Linked DNA regions of Mus musculus: region 1 is linked to region 2. A link is a loop called in an ENCODE intact Hi-C map of the cell type or tissue named here. Cell type or tissue: heart. All regions are shown on one strand. Links, peaks and the distances in the headings refer to the core of each region. The heading gives the core; the rest is flanking DNA.

Region 1 (10,816 bases), core at 1,051-9,050, 91 kb before region 2:
CAATGGAAATATTTACTTATACAATGCACCTGCATAGAAAGATATTTGTTCTATCCTCATGTAAGGGTTTAATGCATGAGAAGTACTTGCAGTTTGAACCCATAATCAAAGCATGATCTTTAAAAACACTCTCACATTAAGTAAGGTGATTGGAGGTCTCTTTTCCAGTAAAACCATGACCCAAAGGTACTGTGCCTGGGTGTGGCTCTGTGTAAAGTTTCAAAGAACCGCAGGAACCAGGAGAATAAAGCTTTGAGCTGCTCTCTCTAGAGCACTGGTTCTCAACCTTCCTAATGCTTCCACCCTGCAACACCCTCAGTATTTTTTATTTAATACCCTCAGGCTGTGGTGAGCCTCAAAAATACAATTTTGTTGCTATTTTATAACTGTGATTTTTCCTTTTGCTGTGACTTGTAAATATCGGCTAGACAGGAAATCTAGTAGATGACCCCCAGGAAGCAGTTAAGAAGGGGTGCTGTAGTGTGATCTTCCCTTTGCCCTTGCAAGTTCTGAGCTGCGAAACCCCGCCTCTTCCTACCCACGTGGGGCACGTGCCATTTCCTTTGGGCGAAAGATCAAAGGATGCTGTAAACACCACAGTGGCCAGGAATGGCAAAAGCAGAATTGGGACAGTGACCAACTAGGAGCTAGGATCCCAGGCCGGCTAAGGGGTGGAAACAATCAAACAAAACATCGGTCCCCAGCCCCCCAAAATTCCAGCCCCACTTCCGTCAGAAACAAAGCGCGCGCGTTGCCCCCCGCTTTCCGCTCCGTCGCTGCGTCGGACCGTGTACTTTGGTTCCTGCCCGCTGGAGGTCGGTCCTGGTTCTAAAGCGACCCTGTGACCTGTCTCCCTGTGCGCGTGCACTCCGCGGTACAGTCTCGTCTGCGTATAGTCGTGGGAAGGAAAGAGGGGCTCCAGCGTCTCCCTGAGAGGCTGAGGGAGCGAGGAACCGCCGAGCCCTCCTTCCCCTGCTCGGCGGGCCCTGGCTGCAGCTAGCAGGTGCCCCGCTCGCTGGTCGCGGGGGGAGGAAGTTGCGGGGGGCACCCGAGGCGGTGTCGCGACTCAGCCACCCAGGGTCAGCGGTCAGGCCATCTAAAGGCTACCCAGCCCTCTAACACTGTGCCCTTTCCGTCCCTGCCAGCTCTCCACCATGCCCGGGGGCGTACCCTGGTCCGCCTACTTGAAAATGCTTTCCTCCAGCCTCCTGGCCATGTGAGCCGGGGCCCAGGTGGTGCATTGGTACTATCGGCCTGACCTGGTGAGTGCTGTAGGGCGCGTGCCCATCCTCGGGGTGAGACCCTCGCGTTCAGTCCACTTTGCTCAGTCCCTCTTGACTTTTAGATTGTCCCCAGTGTTTGGATAACTTGTGCTCTCTCGCTCTTAACACTCAAGACTGTGTCTAATAGTTGTGAGTCAGCCTGGTCTACAGAGCAAGTTCCAGGGATACACAGAGAAACCATGTCACGGGAGTGAGGGGGAAACACACACACACACACACACACACACACACACACACAGCGTCAAGAAACTCAGTGGAACAGAAAGTGTCACGAACTTTCCATGGAAATGCAGTTTTGTGTCTCGTTTCTGCAAGAGTAGTTGCCAGCTGCACTTTATCGAGGAAATAATGCCTAGAATTTGATCCTGTGAGGTTGACTTGATTCATCTCATTACTATTGAAGATGTGCAAGCGTTGTTAGCAGCAGCTACCTGTAAGTGGGGAGAAAGCAACACAAAACCACTGTCTCTAAAATAAGTGGTACTAAGGGTCCTAGGCCACCTCTGTTTGGCTAGTAGGGAATCTTTACTGATAGACGTAGAGGCCAAAATGGCTGGCTGCTATAGGATGCTGAATGCTTTCCTATTATTTAAGGGATTTATGTCCATTATCTACCTTGTCTTTTGCAATTATTCCAGCCACCACTGTTATGACTGAAAGGTTTGGGGAGAGAGCAGAAGAGAGGAGACCGTGGTGGCTGCCCAAAGTTGGCACTCAGTGCTGCCTTAGGGAGAACAGCTAAGATGCTTTGTTTTAGGTGTCCAGCATAACTCACTCATTAGGACAGCAAAAGAGACAACTGTATTCTCATAGTTCTTTAGGCTGAACCCCAGGTCTCATCCTAATTCATCTCTTATTGTGTGCCTCAGCAAATGCCACTGGGTAGATATGGACAATACACTCACATCCGTCCACTTCGATCACCACACTGTGCCTACCCTAGCCAAGCCACCGTCAGTTTCTCTCTTCAGTTAAGACAGTAGCTTCCTGCCCATCTTCTGCCCTCCACTCCTGCTTTCCCTGAAACGTCTCAACAGAGCTTCCATCGCTCTTTTTTATCCTGGAGTCAGGCCATGTCGTTCTCCTCAAAACTCACCAGTATCTTCCTGCTTCCAAAGCAAAAGCCACGGACTCTTTATGTCCCTCCCATTGTCCACCAACTAAGCTTTCTAACCTGCTGAACACTGTGTCAGCTGTACCGATGACTTCCTTGAACTGAAGACATAGTCTTTGGTTTGGTCCTCTGCCCTTGTGATCCTATTAGCCTGAAACAAGACTGTTTCCACATCCTCCTCCCTCCTCCCCTCCTTCCCTCCTCCCCCTCCCTCTCCCCCTCTTCCTCCCCTTCCTCCTCCATGTTCTGAAGTGACCCTCTGAGCCAAAAGCCTGTGTAGAGGTGCTCATTTTCTAACAACCAGAGAAATGCAATCTGCAGTCAGAACCACTACTCTGCTGGCCATAATAAAACAGCAGTTGTCAAGGACAGGGAGAAATTGGAAACTTCATACACTACCCTTGGGAATAGAATGTCACGCAGCTGCTTTGATATGTAACTAGTCTGCTAGTTCCTCAAACAGCATATATGTTCCAGCAATTCCCAGTTTAGTTTTCTCCCCAACAAACACTAAGACATCTGTCATACTTACTTGTTTGATTCTGTACATGTTTATAGGTGGGAACAATCCAGATACCTAAATACCTATGGAAAACATGGTACATCTTTATAAGGGAATAGCATTCAGTGATCCTACATGAATGAACTTTGCAAACACTACATGAAAGTATTGACCAACAAAAGAACATATGATATATGATGGGCAAATATATATGGACAGAGTTGGCTTGTGGGGACCACTTGGGAATGGAATAGGAGTTTCTTTTGAAGCAGTAAAAAGATTCTACAATTTTATTGTGATAGACTCACAGTTCCAATTCTACTGTACTGAAAACCATTGTTTTTGTACCTTTGTGGTGCTGGGAATCAAACTCAGTCATATACATTCTGCACCCATTTCCCTCTGCCTTTCTGAAAGGTAGAATTGTGTGTTGCTCATGTATGACTTTTTGCACGTCACATGATGGCCACTTTGTCTTTTGGGTACATTAACTACCAATAGTTATTTCCTATGCCTGGTGCATGGCAGAGAGTGAGCAAATATTGTGGGAATGGATTTTCAAATGTTGAATTCTCATTTGAAATTATAGTTGTGAGTCAGTTGGATTTATCCCTGTGCATCCTGTAGGACTTGAGATTTGCCAGGACGATCTATTCAGACAGCAAGAAATTCAGTTCAACCAGGAGTCCTCATAAAAATGGCCTGGTACTGAGTAGCATGCACGAGGCTTTTGTTCTTTTTAAAGCTTTTTAGATCACATTGAACTGTTGTCTCAGAATGTGGTGGTATGTTTTTTTTTTGGGGGGGGGGCTTTTTTGTTTGTTTTTTGGTGTGTTGTTTTTGTTGTTTGTTGTTTTATTTTGTTTTTTTGTTTTGTTTTTGTTTGTTTTTTTTTTGTAGACAATACCTGAAATCCCACCAAAGCCTGGAGAACTCTAAATGGAGCTTTTGGGACTGAAAGAGAGACGCCACGAACCTCATGTTTCACAGCAGTAGAAACTTAAAAATAACAGCTGTGCCAAGAATTCTGTGAATAATGTCTTAAATATGTATTTTAAACTTTATTAAGTAAAACTACTTCTTAAAACACTTAATTTAGGGGGCTCAATGGCTCAGAGGTTAAGAGCACTGTCTGCTCTTACAGAGGTTCTGAGTTCAATTCCCAGCAACCACTTGGTGGTTCATAACCATCTATGAGTTGTACCCTGTTCTGGCCTGCAAGCAGAATGCTGTATACATAACAAATCTTAATATTTTTTTAAAGATAGTCTTACTATACATTCTAGGCTCACCTAGAACTTGCTATGTAGATCAGGCTGGCCTCTAGTTCACAGGATCTATAGGTCTCTACAAAAAGGTCTTGCTGTGTGTGTAGCCCATGCTGACATCAAACTAAGAGTCCTTCTGCTTCCACTTCCCAAACAGTGAGATTACAGGTGTAAAGGACCATGCCTGGTCCAGTGTCTCTTAAGAACCGCCTAAGAGCATCTCTAGCGTTTGACTAGGTAGGTGACTTTCAATATCACAGGAGACCATTTGCAGTGGCTCCCTCAATTATGATTCTTCTCTGAACTTGATTATAATGGCAAGTTGTAAATTACATAAAATAAAATAAAATCATTGGGGGTAGGGGCCTGGAGAGATTGCTCAGCAGTTAGGAACACTGACTGCTCAGCAACCACATGGAGGCTCACAACCATCTCTAATGAGATCTGATGCCCTCTTCTGGTGTGTCTGAAGGCAGCTATGCTGTACTTATATATAAATAAATATTTTTTTAAAAATCAGTGATAATACTTATAGGGTCTAAGATATAACTAAATACTGTCTGTACTAAACTGTATAAAAATATTTAAAGTTCAAGTTATTTGGGATTGTGTACCTAATGGAAATACAACATTGGTGATTTAGCTTGTCAAGATAATTAAACCCCCAAATTTGAGAAAGTTAAAATTGACATTTTCTTTGTACATAGAAGCTGAGTTTAAGTATGTCCCTAAAAATATAATTACTTAACCCTCAGTGCATGTGACTGTAGAATGAGGCCATGAGGGGGGCCTAATGCACTGTGAGCATTAATGCCATGAGAGAAATGAAGGAAAGACACTGAAGAGGCAGGGGCTGGGCTATTGGAACTGAAAGCACTGAAGGCCTCCACCCAAAGCCTGAAAAAGGAAGGAAGGAAGAATACTACACACAAGGTCTTCAGAACTAATGGCACAGCTTGTCAGGCCTAGTTTTCAACATAAATAAGCTGTAGGAAATGAACTTGTTTCAAGATTGTGTCCAACCTATAAATATACAAAAGTAAACAGATTTTTAAAGACTTATGTGTATGAGTGTATTGCCTTCCTATTCATAAACCTAGGTTCTGTAAGTCACAGAACTGCATCTACACTGTAAAGATGTTTTTGTGTGCCCACTGTAATGAGCAGGCTAGGACTCTGAAGCGGAGTTTGTTTTGAGAGGGTCTCACTATGTAACCTTATCTGGCCTGAACTTGCCAGGTAGATCAGACTGGCCTTCAACTTGAGATCTGCTTGCCTTGCTGTCATGGGCACTAGGCACACACACACATATACATACATGTAGACAGACAGATGTGTACATGCAGGCAGGCAGGCAAATAAAAACACATCATTTGACAGTCTCTCTAGTCGTTGAACTGGCTGTGACATACAGATCTTTAACCCAGAGGCCTGTTTCCCAAGTGCACCATCATGCTCACCTAAAGTAAATTTAAAATAAAATTACCCTTGTATGAATGCCTTTAATCCTTGCACTCAGGAGGCAGGCAGATCTTTCGAGTTTTAGGCCAGCTGGAGTTACATAGCATATGAGAGCATGTTGCAAAACACTGGCTGGTTACTTTTTATTATAGTGTAGACTTTACTGTGAGGACTTCTCAGTCTTAAGTTCTTTTATAATCTTTGAAGATATTAAATATTCAGTTTCCCCTTCCTGTACATACATCACCAAGTCTAGGGGCCACAGCCACTCAGATTATGTTCTGATCTCTAGAAGAGGAATATTTACATGTATTTGGGATTTGTTTAGTCAAAACCAAGAGATCTGAAACACACCAAACCACAAACAAGCTACTTGGATTTTTTTTTTTTAAACGTTTAAAAAGCCCAACAGACAGGAAGGAAAATAAGTCAAGTATTAGATAATTCCCAGTTTGTGTTATGAAAATAAGCACTGAGTATTTGGGATCTTTTTTTATTTTTATACACATGACAAGATTTTACACCAATAGTCAGTTAAATAGTACAAATTTACATTCAGGAGGAATGTTAAAAAAAATTCAACTAAAAAAACCACTTCTTCCTGTGACCCATAATCCCAACATTTTACAGTGCAGGGGAGAAGGAGGCTTGGGGAAGCATCCAAAACAAGTCTCTCAAAAGAAATGACTTCAAAACTTCACATTCCCTCTCCACACGGGATTCATAGCGAGAGTATAATTTACAATTCATCCTTCTCTGTAGATTCCTGTGAAAACAAAGGTCAGGCGACATTACAAACTAGCAGTCAACTTTACCGTACAGAAAAGGCTCACATTCAAACAATTTCTACTATTTTGTTTGTACTTGCTTATTGGCAAGATAATTCAAAATCCACCAACAAGATCAATGCCTAAATACAAGTAATCAAAACTTTGTAACTACCTAATGCTAGTGAGGTGTAGTCATTTTTATACCTTTAATCCTAGCATTTGGGAGGCAAGCCAGGACTACCTAGAAAGGATATCCCACCCCCCACCTCCCAAAAAGTTCAACCAAATGTTACCTCACAGAAGCACTGGGGGCAGGGTAAGCAATCTGCTTGAAAAGATCTTGTAAACGGTTAGAAAATAAGAAATAAACACCCCACCCACAAAGATTCCAAGGCTGGTATCAAATGCCAACTTCTGTGTCGATTTACTCCTTAGTGACTAGATACTAGAAGTCATGCTAGACTCATGCTACCCCATCTGCCCATCCCTCTCAGACCTTTTCTGTTTCCTCCTCTTCTTCTTCTGTCCCTGCATCCATCTCTTCTCCCTCATCCTGCTCTGAGTCTTCTGCGTCTTCTGAGGTGTCTTCAGGCTCTTCTTCTGGTTCTTCCTCCACCTAAAGGTGACATCCACAACCTGTAAATGGCCTCCATCTACCTCTATTTTGATCTAAGTGTTTAAGATCAAAATGGGTGATTTAGCAAGTACTGCAGTCAATCTGATCTGCCTTAACAGGGAAACTAGCAAGAGAGGCAAAAGGAAGAAGCCAAGCTGAGTGGCGGTGGCGCTCGAGTTCATCCCAGCACTCTGTAGGCAGAGGCAGGCAGATCCTCGAGTTCAAGGCCAGCCTGGTCTAAAAGTGAGTTCCAGGATAGCCAGGGCTACACAGAGACCCTGTGTCAGGGGTAGCGGATGGGAAAGAAAGAAGACACAGGAGATTTCTTGTTAATTTCGCAGGTGGTGCTACCCTGGGGGGTCAGCCATGCTAGAGTTAAGGGCACACAAACCTGTGCTTCAGGGTCAATGTTTAAACTGAGGCGAAGCATTCTTTCTATTCTATCTCCATACGCCTTGGTGTCTGGTAGAAGATATCCTGACCGAAGTGTTGCCGTTTCAAACAAAACTACAGCAAGATCCATGACTGTCTTGTCATCTTCATCTTCCTGATAGAAGGTACGCTTGGTTAGCATCGGTGGTAAGGCTTACAAAGCATTCCTTTTAAGGCCACAAGAGAGCAGCCCCTCACTGCTCACCTTAATCCGCCGCAACATGTCTCTGATCAGTGGGTGTCTAGGATTGATTTCGAACGTTTTCTTTTGACTGGCATAGTAACTGTTTACGGACAAAATGAGCATTAGGTTAAGACACCAATTTTAGGGTCTACATGCCTACTGTATTCTAGCTTTAATTACAGAAGGAAAAAAAAGCCTCCTTTGATGTGGACATAGCCATGGTTAGGTGAAAAAATGAAGAAGGGACTACTTAATGATGAGTCAAAGTAATCAAGTTCTGCTGGGTGAATGAAGTTATGCTGGTTTAATGTCTTGTTCATCCCCTTAATAATTTAACTATACCAATGAGCCACATAGTTGTGGATGCCGTGTAAATATATAATCTCCAATATGCCTTTACCAGTATGGGTCCCTAAAAATTCACTTATTTTTAAATTAATTCCAATTAAATTTCCTGTACGTTCTATACACACCCATGCTCATTAGCATCTTCCAAGGCCAGATATACCACACATCCATCTAGGGCTTAGGGCACTGCTGAGAGTCATCGAAACAGTTTGATGCTCCCAAAGGCCAGAACTACAGTGTCAATGCAGTAAGTGCTGAATGGTCAGTAACTTTCCTGACACTGACAGTTGGGTTTTAAATGGCGTTACAATGTTAGATAGAAAATATACAGCAGTTTTCTTTACGTAGAACCTAAGTCTTAGAAAGCCAGGCATGGTTTGCCACGCCTTTAACCCCAGCAGTAGGGAAAGGCAGAGATAAGAGGTAGATGGGTCTCCGTAAGTTCTAGGCCAGCCTGGTCTACAGGGTTCTAGGAAAGCCAGAACTCTGCAGAAACCCTGTCTCAAAACAACCCAAAACAAAACCAAACCCCTAGTGAGTCGTGATGTAAATATGGACATTATTCGTAATTACTCTAAAGCAAACTAAGGAAGCTCAGGATGATTCATGTAGCAGATCAAGAGAATAAGAGCTGGCATCTTGGTAGGGACATCCCGTTTCTTACTTTGTAGAGATGTCCTTGCCCGTCTGGTATGCTTGTGCCTTCATGATCCTCTCCATGTTGCCAGACCATCCATACTGACTGGCCACAAGAGCACAGGGAGACTCTGTGAGGCGCTGCGACACCACAGCCTTTTCTATCTTAGAATGAGAAACGTTAGACAGAAGTAAGGATCAGCAGTAAGCAGTGCTAGTCACCATCATAGAGAACAGACAGAAGGACTCAGGAATCCTGGAGGGACACTCAGTCAATCTGGATTTTCTTTCAACTACAAATTTATCTTTAAACCTGTAAAAACTTAGTACAACATCAGTATATAGCAACAGGAAGCTTCTTGGCAGGGATGGGTGCCAGGGTCTTCAGCACAGCAAATGAGTCTGTCACTGAGCTACGTCTCCAGGTCCCTGCTGTTACACCCGAGGTTACAGGTGAGGCACATGCCACTGTCTACAATCGCTAGTGGTAATGAACAAACTGAGTATGGATTAGCATGCTGATAATTCCTATGTGCAGACACTGAAGTCTGCAAACCCCAAATACCTTGTCCTTGAGGGCCTTATCTTTCATCCAGTTGAGCAGAGGTTCAAACTCCTTCTCTGTTGCTTCCCGACTTTCTTTAGTTTTCTCACTCTCATCAAACTTCACCCCTTCTTTGGCAACATTCTGAAACCTCTTCCCATCAAACTCGGGAAGAGCCTGAATGCAGTATTCATCCACAGGCTCTGTGAGATAAATGACTTCATAGCCCTTCTTCAGAAGTCTCTCAACAAATGGAGAAGATTCCGCCTACAAGATTAAAAGAAGTATGTGTTTTCAAGTTCTGCCTTGGCACATTAGCTGTGTGAGACAAAGACTAAAGGTAGTGTCCTCTGGTGTCTGCCTAACTATCCCAGCTACACAATTAACTTATTTCCTCTCCCACATTGGCTGTATGCCTCCAGCTCCCAGGGACCCTAGCAGCTGCACTTCATCTTACCTCCTTTCTGCTTGACCCAGCCATGAAGTAGATTTTGTCCTGTTTTTCCTTCATTCTTTCCACATACTGGTCTAAACTAGTAATGTCAGTTGAATGGTGAGAAGACTGGAACCTAAGAAGTTTAGCAAGCCGTGTTCGATTTGAGTGGTCTTCAATCACACCAAGCTTGATATTCGTGCCGAACTCCTTCCAGAAAGTGTCGTTATACTTCTCATCAGCAATCTTCTTGATCATGTCCAGAGTTTTTCGGACAAGCTTCTTCCTAATCACCTAAAGAAAATGGAATCTGGTTAGGAAGGTTTATCTCAAACCTTTGCTTCTGAGACCAGGATAGCAGCAACTGAGACAGCACAACTGCCACACCACTCAGCAAGGGACAGGAAGCACCAGGGCACTCCCACATCAGACTGTGTTAGAATTAACGACAACTGTTTCTAATATATTCCAATGCTAGAACTCAGATATGTTGACAGAATGACTAATATTTTCAAATGTTTAAAAACAAAACCCCACCTAGTCTTCTAATCACTACAATACTGGCAAAAAGGGGGCTTATTGAAAGGCCTAGTATGTGGGTGACTGTGGACCAGACAACTGGTAGGTGTGTTCCCTGGCTTCAGCTCTGTTCAAAACGGTATTCCTTACTATGTTGGGGGAATGTATCAGCTCTGAGACCCAATAATCTCAGAATAAAAGAAGTTCCTTTTTGAGATAGTCCTAAGTTAGGGTAGCCTAAAACTGCTAATAAACCCTCACTTAACTATGACCTCATTCCTTCAAGCTATTAAGATTATAGGCATGCACTGATGTGTCCAGCAGAATTTCTTTGAATAGTTCAAGACTAGCCCAGCCCTCCTGCACTTGCTTCAACATCTAGTTGCTAGAACTGCTTTCTTTCTGACTGTGCTTGCGCAAACTCACAAACACAGTGTGGTTCAAACCCAGGGTCATAAGCACAGCAAATAAATTTGACACCGAGTTACATCTCTATAGTTTCCTACTCTGTTACTCCTGGGTAACACCACTCTCTAAAATTGCTAGTAGTTACAAAGAAAGCAGGTGTAGAGTAGCTTACTGATAATTCTGACTCCAACCATCGGGCAGAAAGCCTGACTAGAAATTCTCACCTTGAGCAATTTATGTTGCTGAAGAGTCTCACGGGAAACATTGAGGGGGAGATCATCGGAATCCACCTGCAGAC
Region 2 (10,816 bases), core at 1,987-9,986:
GGGGTGCTAAGTGCCTGAGACTGTAGTCTCTGGCCTCAGAGGAACCCAGAAGGCAGGGCAGCTACAATAGCACAGAAAGTTCGACTTAGATAAGTAAACTTTTGGTTATACAGCAACCCTAAATTTCTTGTAAGACAAAGTCTTACCCCAGAATCTCGTAAGATGAAGTCTTACCCTCCGCCTACACTCTTCCCCCTCCCCTGCCTCAAGAAGAATGGCAAAAAAGAAGAAACACCCTACACTGGGGCTGGCCCCTGGCAGAGGCAAAGGCAGGTGATGGGTCTCTGTCTGTGAGTTTGATGCCAGCCTGGTCTATAGAGCAAGTTCTAGAACAGCCAGGGCTACACAGAGAAAAACAAAAAACAAAACAAAACAAAAAAAAAAAGAAAAAGAAAAGAAAAAAATTTTTAGAACTGCTGTTCTAAAAATAGCAAAAATGGATAAATGAAAACCACCTTAAAGCCAGATTTTAAAAGAATCTGTTTTGACCTTTAACATACTTCAGAGAATTAATATTAACAGTGGTACCTGACAACAAAGGTTCTTTTCCTTCTTTTGGTTTGGGAAAAAATTTAAACATATAAAATTTTGAGAACAGTATAATGAACCACGATAACATTCACCAGCTTTTAACACTTCGCTGCATTTGTATTGTTTACACACACACACACACACACACACACACACACACACACACACACACACACACTTCCACATACACGCACACATGTACACATTTTTTGGGATCATCGAAAGATGATTGCAGTTGTGTCTCTGTCTACTTCCAAGAATGTTTTCAAGGTACAAGGACAGCACAACAATCCAATAATCAAGTTAGGAAACAGAACTAGGATGTAAGATGATTATCGGTTGAATGGCCAACGATCAATAATCTCCACAGATTCTCTTCCTATAGTGTAGCAGTATTATCAGTTATAGCATCTTGGGTTTCAATCCCAGAATATCCTATTCAGTTTGCCTGTGTGCATGTGTGTGTGTGTGTGTGCATGTGTGTGTGTTCGTTGTTGTTGCTGTTTTTGAGGATGGAGCGCATGCTGGGCCAGCTCCCTACACCTGAGCTGCTCTCCTGAGGGCTTCATTGCACTTATTGTCTCTTTCAGCTGACAGCACTGATCCCTCCTATCTTACCCCCTTCTCACCTTCCTTTTTTATGTCTGAAGAGTATCTAGTCAACTTCTGTCTCTTCTACTCAGACCTAGTATCCTTGTATCCATATCTGACCGTTTCTTCACTCCAGATGAAGGTGACAATGTCTTTGGCAGGGTACTAGGACAGATGGTGCTCTGATGCTGGCCTTATAAATCTTTTACATGTATAAAGTTAGTAATTAAAAAAAATTCTAATATTCTCTTTTCCCATCTCTCCAGCAGGCCAGCTGTTGTCAGGTGACTTCTGCCATCATGCCACAATGGAGGCAGTCAGCTATTTGTATAGGTCACTTGATTTAAGGGCAGCTCACCTGGGGCCTACCCACGCTTCCATTGAGGGAATACTACAGTGAGTTTCTTTTGCACATCTCAAAAAGAAGTAGACTTTCTGAGTATTTGTGTTAATAGACAGCCATGTTTTGACACGTTTTTGATCTTTTGCAGCCTTTTAAGGGAAATCCAGAGGTCCCGGGGCAGGAGGTCTTGGCCTCAAAGCATGAACCATCTATTCCCTAACGGTTCTAGGAATGGCTTTTCATTATGGGAGAATGTGCCTAAATTAAACTTCCACAGCGCTCAGAGTTCTGACACGGTAAACACTGCAATGTGTATGAATATACGTAGGTTTCAGAGAGTTAAAAGCACACAGCCTTCTCTGGTTTCAGATAAACCAAAATATGTTCCCGGCAAAGGAAAGAAGACCTTGGCTCCAATTCTGTGCAAGTCTGCTGAGGAAAAGTTCCAACGTCAGGCTTCAGACTCACAAATATGGAATAGTCCAAGAAGACAACCTGCCAGGAAAAAGGCAGCCTGTCCCCTTAAGACGGTCTCGCTCATTGACAAGAACGGCTTGGTGAGACTCTCAAGGCAGAGTGTTTCTTCTGCTGAGCTGGACAGCAGAAAGGGCCTGATCACTTCCATCTGCCGGCAACCCCTGCAGCTACCTCATAATGTGGACAATCCCTGGAAGTCCATATCGGAACTCGTGTCAGAAAAGTGGCTCTTCCACACTCCTCAGTACTGCTTCACTCCTCAGAAGCCAGGCTTCCCAAGAAGATCTCAGATTGAATCAAAATTGCTGAAGACCTCAGATGACCCCAATAAGGAATAAAAATAATTTTGGGCTGTTTTGTACTTTGAGTTTTTACTCATTTCTCTTGAAAGGCGTATGTGTGTGTGTGGTACAAGTGTGCACACACGTGTTTGTGTGTAGGTCAGAGGTCGATGTCAGTGTTCTCGTGCTTTCCCCCTTATTTTTTGAGATCTCACTGAAACCTGGAGCTCGGGGATTCTATTCGCCTAGTAGTCAGTGAGCACCAGGGGGCTTCCTGTCTCTCCGTTCTTTGTGCTGAGGCCATAGGAACTGGCTGTCATTTTTTTATAGCAGTGCTGGCGCGTGCTCGCAAGCTCTTAACAGACTACGCCAGGTCCCTAGCACCTATTTTGGATTCTTTCATCAGATATTTTCTTTTAACTCTGCAGGAGTGGTCACTATCCAGGTCTGGGGATTCAGTTTTCTTACTCTCTTATAACGCTGTATCTGGTTTTAGTTACAAAGGGTGGGTTTCAAGTGATCCACGTTTCTATGGTAAGTACAACAATCGTGATTCCACAGGGTCCTATAGTCTAAGAGAATATATAGAAGCACTCTTACCAATCGTAATTTAAAAAAAAATTCTATAGTATATTTTGACTTAAAAATTCACCTAAGTAAAATTGATGATTGTTATCACCAAAACTTTTTATTAGTAAAAATAAGAAAAGATAGGAAGTGAAATGTCCTCAAGTCATAAAGGAAGCTTTTAATGACCAGAGCCCATGGATTTGATAGCATATCGATTTGCACATTTTATTGTCCTCCAATTTTATCACTGATCCATAAAACATTAACCTGTAACAGTTAAGGATTACTTTCTAGCTACCGTCCTCCCTACCACCCAACAGAAGAGGGGACTCAGCTCTGTGACGATAGGCAAGCAATCTCACCTCTGTTGTGCCTCGGTTTCATTGTGTTTAAAGGAGAGACGCGGTACGTTCCTTTTAAGACAGCTGGGAAGAGTGTATGCGATAAAATATACAGCCAGCTTTCTATTAATGGTTTTCATTATCAGTCAGGGACTAGCTCCAGTGTCATCACCTTCCACAAAAACATCTGACTCTTCCAGCCCACAACTTGAGTCGCTAATGCTTGGGGTTGTCTCACACTGTGCCTTGTCTGTCCTCTCATTATTCTAGCCATTCCCACTATAACCGCCCCCCCCTACTCAGTGGTCACCATGGGATACTTTGGGAATTTCTTGGGGCCCAGTGTTTCTCAGGTAGGTCTTGAATTGGTGATAGAAAGTCCCGCAGGAGCGGCATGGAATAAGTGCAGTTAAGCAAGTGAGTGGAACAGGTACCAAGCGTGCTGCCAGCGTGGGCAGGAGACTGCTAATCATGTCCGGAGGACCTCTCTGGAGGTGGGAACCCGGCTTTCCAGAGGCCTGCACTGTTAAGGAAATTTACATTTATCGGGAGTCTTCAGGGGCAGGATCTTGCAGACGACTTTAGACCTCGAGTGTAATCTCGGCCCAGCAACTCTTTAAAGGGCAACTCTTGGATAGGCCCAAGCTCAGCCTCAGGGCAGTCTCAGAGAGGCACCTGAGATCCAGGAGATACCTGCAGAAGCCTTTGACACGGAGTGGGTCGCATTCCAGAGACTGGGATCAGAGATGGATAGTGCGTACACTCATCAGTGCAATCAGAATTGGGGCCCGCCACGGAAGGCAAGAGGAAGGTAGAGCAGAGTCTTGCTGGCAGCGATAGGGTCGGAGATGAGTCATCCTAGCCCGTGTGACTTCAACCACCCTCCGCCCCCTCCTGCCTCGCGGGTCAGGAAGTGACCGCAGCCGACCGGGCGCTGAGCCCTGGCAGCTCCGGCCACGCCCAACCCGCTTTCTCTAAGGCCTCGCCCTTGACTCCGCCTTTGACTCAACCCAGACTCCGTCCCACTCCATTTCCACAGGCCCACACCTGACCCAGCCTCTAACTGGCCTAGGCCCCCGGCTCTGTCTCCCCAGGTTCGGTCCCTGACTCTGCCTCTGACGCAATCGAGATGGTCCAACTCATTCTCTCTCTAGACCCTATTCTTTACTCAGCCGGGGCATTCCTCTTTCCAACCAGGCCCCGCCCCTGACCCAGCTCAGGCCCCACCCATCCCGCAGCTCCTAGCCTAATCCTTGACCCCGCCTCCTGCTTCCCTCTAGAACCCGCCCACCTCCCCAGCCTCGCCCCCGGCTCCGCCCCACCGTGGGTGGTTCTTGGGCCGCGCCGGCACTTGCTCAGACGTAGGAACTGCCGGCGTGCGTCCCGGAGCCTCGCGACGCTGGCCATCCGTGCCACTGGCAGCTTAGAGGCAGCATGGCCACGGTGGCAGCGGCGGCCCGCGGGGCCGGGGCGAGGGCGGCGGCAGGGCTGCGGAGTTGCGGCGGGGCCGTGGCTCGAGAACGACCGCGCTCGGGCTGCGCTCGGCGCCTGTGCTCTGCCCCGGCTGCCCCGGCTGCCGTGGACATGAAAAGCTACCTGTGGGCGCGCTACCACGAGGCGAAGAGGAGCACGGACGGTGAGTGCGTGTCCCAGCTTGCGCCGCCCACTCGAGGACCCCTCGGGTCCCCCGCACCCTGCCTCTGTCGCGCGGCCCCCGCGGGGAAGGCGACTCTAAAACTTCGCAACTCTTTTTTGGCTTTCCCCCGCCGGGGAAGCTATTTCATACCTGGGGATTGTTAAATCTGGAGTGTACATCGCAAGTGCTCTGGGCCGCTGCGAGAGTTCCAAGGGCGTCGGTAGGAAGACATTCCCCCAAACACCGTTAGGTGTCATTCACCCTGGGAATGGTAGTAGCAGCCCAGCTTGCTGCCGCGCTGTCCTAGACAGGCTCCAGCGCAGGCGACTGGGTCAGGAGGATGAGCCGGTCTCCCTTTTGCAGGGTGGAGTAGATAAAATGTGCTGTTTGAAAGGGGAGGGTGGTCTGGTTATCCACCGCCCTCTGCGAGGAGAAGAGGAATACTTGTGGTCAGGTGAACTGAGAAAGAGCTTGGCTGGGCGGTTAGGGAATCGGAGAAGGAATGGAAAGAGGAACCAGATTATAATAGTATCAGGTATTGATGTCGACTCTGAATCGCCCATAGCCTCCGGAGGAGGGGGTCATGTCCATTATGTAGACGGGAAGGGCGAGCAAGGGGCCTAAGCAAAAACTGATTTTGACTCAGGGTCGGGAATCCATTGTCCTGTGTGTTGCTTTGTGCTTCTTGCAGTCAAACGTTTGGAACCTGGAGTAAAGGGCCAGTGAAGCACAGACACTGAAGCTGTCAGAGGACACTGGGATTTGGGGAGGGGGTGGTTTGGGGAGGGTGCTACATGAGGAAGGGGGTTGGTGAGGGAACGTTTTTGTAGGATTTCCATTTGCATCTTTGGCCACATGCCTGTTCAAGTGAAACAAAACCCACCTGGAATATCTTCACAACACATTCCGAGGTGTAAGCAATGGAGACTTCTTTGAAAGAGTGGCTTATTGGTTTTGGCCAGGCAAGTGTTTTGAGATGGGTTGTGTATTCCAGGCCTTAAAGTCATGAGTCTCCTGTGTGTTCTATCCTTCCAGGCGGGCGGGAACCACCATTCCAGGCAAACGTGTGTCCTGTCAGGGCCCTGTCAGCTCTTCTCTCTTGCTTAGTTTCCTCTTTCTTTTTGGTCTTTTTGAGACAGGGTTTTAAGGTAACCTTAAACTTGAAGCAATCCTCCTGCCTCAGTCTTTCAAGTGCTGGAGTTATAGACACGAACCACTCACTACTCCTGTCTTTTGTTTTTCTTTTCTTTTGTTTTGTTTTGTTTTGGTTTTTTTTGTTTTTGTTTTTTGTTTTTTTTAAGACAGGATTTTTCTCTGTAGTCCTGGAACTCACTCTGTAGACCTGGGTGGCCTCGAACTCAGAGAGATCTCATGTCTCTCTCCTGGAATCCTGGGATTAAAGGTGTGTGCCACTATGCCAGGCTATTCTGTATTTTTGGTTAAAAACTTTACTGACATGTATGGAGAGAATGAAATACAGAAACCCCTATACAATATTTAAACCCATTTGGCTGTGGGATTGGGACAATTCACACATGTCCTCTTGAGGAGTGAGCTATGGTTAAATGACTCAGTGTTTTGGTATGTACCTACTATGGAACAATACTTAACAATAAAAAGAAGAGTACCATTCATCTAACATACAAAAAAAATGTATATTTTAGGGAGTTACACTGTGGAGTGTGTCTGTGGGGTGGGGGTAGGAAGCCAGTCTCCAAAGGTTGAAGGGTAATTGCATCTTTAGAAGAAACTAGAGGTAAAATTTCTTCTCTCTTGATATTTTAGACAGGGTTTACCCCTTGTGGCCTGTGAGAATTAGAAAGGTCCTGAAGTTTGTTCACCCATACAGAAAATGGGGATATTACTGACGTGGTAGAGTTTTGGTATGGTGTAATGAGTCCCCCCACCCTCCCAGTTAGCCTCTGAGAATAAAGCAGTATTGGGTTGTAGACAGAGATCAGTCCTGGGGAGTGTCGGTTTGGGGTGCTAAGTCCGGAGCATGAAAAGCTGAGTTTCTTCCTCTCTGGCCCTTAGTTGCAGTAAGGGGATAACATAGCTTGGTGTTTCTTCTTCCTCTTCCTCTTCTTCCTCTTCCTCCTCTTCTTCCTCTTTCTCCTCCTCCTTTTTCTTCTCCTCCTCCTCCTTCTCTTCTCTTCTTTCTCCTCTTTCTTTTCTTCCTCCTCCTCTTTTATTTTTATTTTTTAGTTTTTGAGACAAAGTCTTTCTGTATAGCCCCAGCTGTCCTGGAACTCTGCTTTGTAGACCAGGCTAGCCTGGAACTCACAGATATCTTTCTGGTTCTAAGATTAAAGTCCTGCACCACTGTACCTGGCCCTAACATAGCATTTTTTTTTTTTTTTTTTTTTGCCTAAGCCCATTCCCTTGAGATGTTGCTACTTATGCGCAGGTCCCCTCACTGCAGGCTTGGCTCATGGTGTGCCGCACCCCCCATCCCCCCTCGTGCACATTCACAAGGAGTTTCTATGTCACCTTTGAAAACTCAGGGATTTTAATCTGGCTTTGCCTTTTTTGTCTCATTTGAGTCCTCATCTTCTCTACCCTCCTCCAGCTGATGTCTGTGCCCATGTGAGCAGGCATTAAGTATCCAGCAGAGGGTTTTAAGGTTGTTGATTCTCAAGTGTGAATCTGGGCCGAGGTGCCCAGTATCTGTTGCCTGTGCCAGACTGTGGAGCGGCCTGACAGGGATGTGGAGTCTGGAAGAGGGATAGGGGCTGCATCGATGACTGGCTGTGTGTATGTGTGTGTATACGTGTGAGCGCACAGAAGTCTGCCCCCACCCCCACCCCCCACCCTCAGTAATCTCCTCAGGATAAAATGGTTTTACTTTCCTACTGTTTGACAGAAGAATCTTATTTCCTGGTCACTTGATCCCTTTTGTAATCACAACAGGGGTTTCAGGCCCAGCCCTTGAAATGCATGCCAGGCAAGGGGTGTGATTTTTAGATTTTGTTATAATGCACTCTTCCTCAGTCCTTGTTTCTCTCCATTTTAATTGAAATTTATTAAAAAACAAAATTTTCAAGTCAGCTTTGGATATACAGAGAAACTTATAGTTTCTATAAAGCCTGCTTCTGTTCTGAGCCCCTTTCTCCTCCCTCCCTCCTCCTCTCCCTCCTCCCCTCCCTCCCTCCCTCCCCACGCCCCTCCCCTCCCCTCCTTCCCTCCCTCCTTCTTTCCCTCCCTCTCTCCTTCCCTCTTCCCTCTTCCTCACTTTCTTTTTAAAGGAGTTAATCTGCTCTAGCTGGGCTCATTAGAATACACACCCCTTTGGTGAGGTCATAGTGGAAGAAGGTAAACTCTGAGTTACTGTAGAGCGCCACAGACTTTATTCAGGGATGTGGAAGGGTTTATTCAAAGTTCAGGGCTGAAAGAAGTTGATAGTCCACCAGAAATTAGGTATTTGTGAGGCCTGGGAATGTGATTCAGTAAGCAAGAGAACTTCCTGCAAGCATGGCGTCTGAGTTTTAGATCCCAGAACCCACATAAAAGGCTCAGGGGCGCCTCACTGAGCCACCAGCTAGCAGGTGGGGAGACCAGAGGATTGCTGAGGCTTGCTGGACAGACAGACGTACAAAACAAAACAAAACCAACCAACCAAACAAATAAAAGCAAAAACCCAAATGAACAAACAAAAAAGCCCAGCAAGCTGTGGGTTCAGTGAGAGACGCTGTCTGCAGGCAGTAAGGCAGAGTGGTAGCGGACATCTGATGCCCTCCTCTGGCCTCTGCACCAGTGCACATTGGGCACACACACACAAACGAGTGCATGTAGGCATATACTATACACACACACACACACACACACACACACTGCTTAGGTACTTAGCAGGGAATATTGTTGCAAGCAGAATAGGTACAAAGTCAGCATTGGACACAAAGATAATTAATTCTCACTATACATAATGTGCTCCGCAGTAAGTTATGACACACATGCATTCCTCAAGGGGCTGCAGTCTGTTAGAGAGATGCTCTTCAGTAATTGTCAAGTTAGACTCACATCGCTCAGACTGTTCCACAGTCTTCTGAGAGATGGAGCTAGGGAAAAAAAAAACCTCCACATGAAAGATTTTCTTTCTTTTTTTTCTTTTCTTTCTTTATAGCTGGGCTTTTCAGTACTAGCTTTGAAAGTCATGCGTCTCCAAGAGAAAGGATGTCAGTATCTTGCTTCCTGGATACATTTGACCTTGAAGCCCCGTGTTTTGTGTTAACCCTATTTCGGGGTTCTGTATTTTGGAATTTCTAATAATTTTTTAGTTCGAATTCATGTTACTAATAGTGGCTGATTTTTTTGTGGTCCAACTGGAAGTGCGCTCCCTTCTGCAGTTGAGAATGACAGGATATGGAGGCAGGAGTCCATTTAAGAGCCTGCAGAATCTTTGTACTGTGTCCTTAGGTAAATAGGCTTGTTTGCGCTATTAGATTGCACTTGGCAATTGTACACTCCCAAGCCGTTTTATGTGTGATCTCATTGGTTTCCTGAATCACACCCCAATGTTGGTTTGGTTTTCTGTTATTCCAAACATGTAAAAAGACTCATATCCTGGGTGATACATACTGACACAGCTCAGCATAGAGACTTTGTTTGTACCTAGCTGGGTTGTCGGTATTGGGGATCCAACCCAGGGCTCTATACATATTATATAAGCATTGTAAGATCTCCAGCCCAGCAATGTTTGTAGAAAGGCTTCTCAAATGAGCCAGCACCACCAAGGTTGAGAAATACTGATTTTTAAAATTTAATTTTTTTTTGTCTTCAAAGGCTGGTATCAAAATTACCATTTAATCTCCCTTACTATTTTGTCGTCTTCTCTACACTTCTCAGGATGCATTCCTCAGTGAAAGAAAACAAATTAACTCCAGATATTTTTTGTTTGGTTTTCTTTGGGTTTTTCCTAGCCTCGGCTGGTCTTGAACTCTCAATGCAACCTAGAATGACCTTGAGCTCCTGATCTTCCTGTCTCCTATTTGTGCTGGGATCACAATAGTTCCTTGATGGCTGGTTTTATGGGTGCTGAGCTTGAGCTTAGAGCTTTGTGCATGCTAGCTAGGTAGCTTTGTGCGTGCTCTTGACTGAGCCACATTCCCAACCCTAATTCCACGTACTAAATGGTAGCTCATTCAGCTATTTTCACAGTGGTTTCAGAGAATCTTGGCCCTCAGCAGCAAAAGTCAGGCTACAGATGAATCACTCAGTTGGAGAGATGATTCAGTGGGTAAAGAGCTTGTCATGTAAGCAGAGGAACAGGGTCCCCCTGAACCCACTGTAAAGGTGGGACCTGTAGGAAGCAAGTTAGCTAGCTAAAGAAACTGTATCAGTGAGCTCTGAGTTCAGCTGCGACACATCACACACACACACACACACACACACACACACACACACACACACACTCGAGGGAGGGAGGGAAAGATGGGGAGGGGGAGAGACAGAGAGAGGTCTCTTTATTTTATCCAGGCAAGGTTCTTGGCACAGGTTGAGTTGTTGTTGTTTGGTTTTTCCGTAGCATAAGCTCAATCTCATGATTCTCCTGCCCTAGCACCCTAAGTGTTGGGATCACAGGCTTTTCCCAGCACACGTTGGGCTCAGATTACAGATAGATGCTAATTAAAGGTGATTTTTAAGCCCAGTAATGCTGCAGATGACATGTCTGGAGTAACTCAGGGATGATAAACCAAAGTGAGGGGAGGTGTTGGGTAGGGGTGAAGCTGGAGAGGTAGGGGTGAGGCTGGAGAGCGCTGGATGGAGGGAGGGCTTTTATTTCTTGGCTGAATGGTAGGATGTGGGTTTTTTCTATTGTGTTTGTACCTTTCTTGGCATCTACAAGTAGCACAATTGGTTCTTTAGAAATGGCCCTTTAGGTGGATATTGTTGATAGTTCTCTGGTCTTAGACACCATAGTAGTGATAAGGGAAAGACTTGGACAAACATCCTACATTGTAACTTTCAACCCTTCCCTTTGTTAGGTGGGGTGGACATTGACAGTCTTGGGACTCTTTGTTGATAGCCCCACTTGGCCTCTGCTTGCCTT

The links. A loop is a pair of places that touch in the nucleus more often than their neighbours do. Peaks named below come from ENCODE experiments on the same cell type or tissue, not always from the same donor. Only the 100,000 strongest peaks of a DNase experiment are listed, where the experiment ranks them.
Region 1: a loop joins it to region 2, with 2.7 times the contacts of the local background. A loop is called at or near these places in 1 of 42 quality-filtered maps.

Annotation. Positions count from the first base shown.
Region 1 is chr10:86,684,735-86,695,550 of GRCm38, forward strand. Hsp90b1 (heat shock protein 90, beta (Grp94), member 1) reads right to left here. Exons shown (of 18, transcript NM_011631.1): 11 at 10,743-10,808; 12 at 9,616-9,885; 13 at 9,180-9,425; 14 at 8,643-8,779; 15 at 7,652-7,730; 16 at 7,406-7,561; 17 at 6,895-7,014; 18 at 6,107-6,394. The coding sequence ends at 6,368. It also overlaps the pseudogene 1810014B01Rik. Among named protein-coding and RNA genes, the nearest start is that of Hsp90b1, 15 kb to the right of the region's middle. In heart, for the core only: a CTCF peak has its summit at 4,644 (motif pointing left); no DNase peak of the experiment used is centred there; H3K4me3 peaks cover 578 bases; H3K27ac peaks cover 200 bases.
Region 2 is chr10:86,774,542-86,785,357 of GRCm38, forward strand. It overlaps Ttc41 (tetratricopeptide repeat domain 41), which reads left to right. Exons shown (of 16, transcript NM_001003910.2): 15 at 1,389-1,518; 16 at 1,614-2,302. The coding sequence ends at 2,280. It overlaps Nt5dc3 (5'-nucleotidase domain containing 3), which reads left to right and starts at 4,464. Exons shown (of 14, transcript NM_175331.3): 1 at 4,464-4,770. The coding sequence starts at 4,569. In heart, for the core only: CTCF peaks have their summits at 2,482 (motif pointing right) and 5,014; DNase peaks (open chromatin) are centred at 4,240 and 4,410; H3K4me3 peaks cover 2,860 bases; H3K27ac peaks cover 3,156 bases.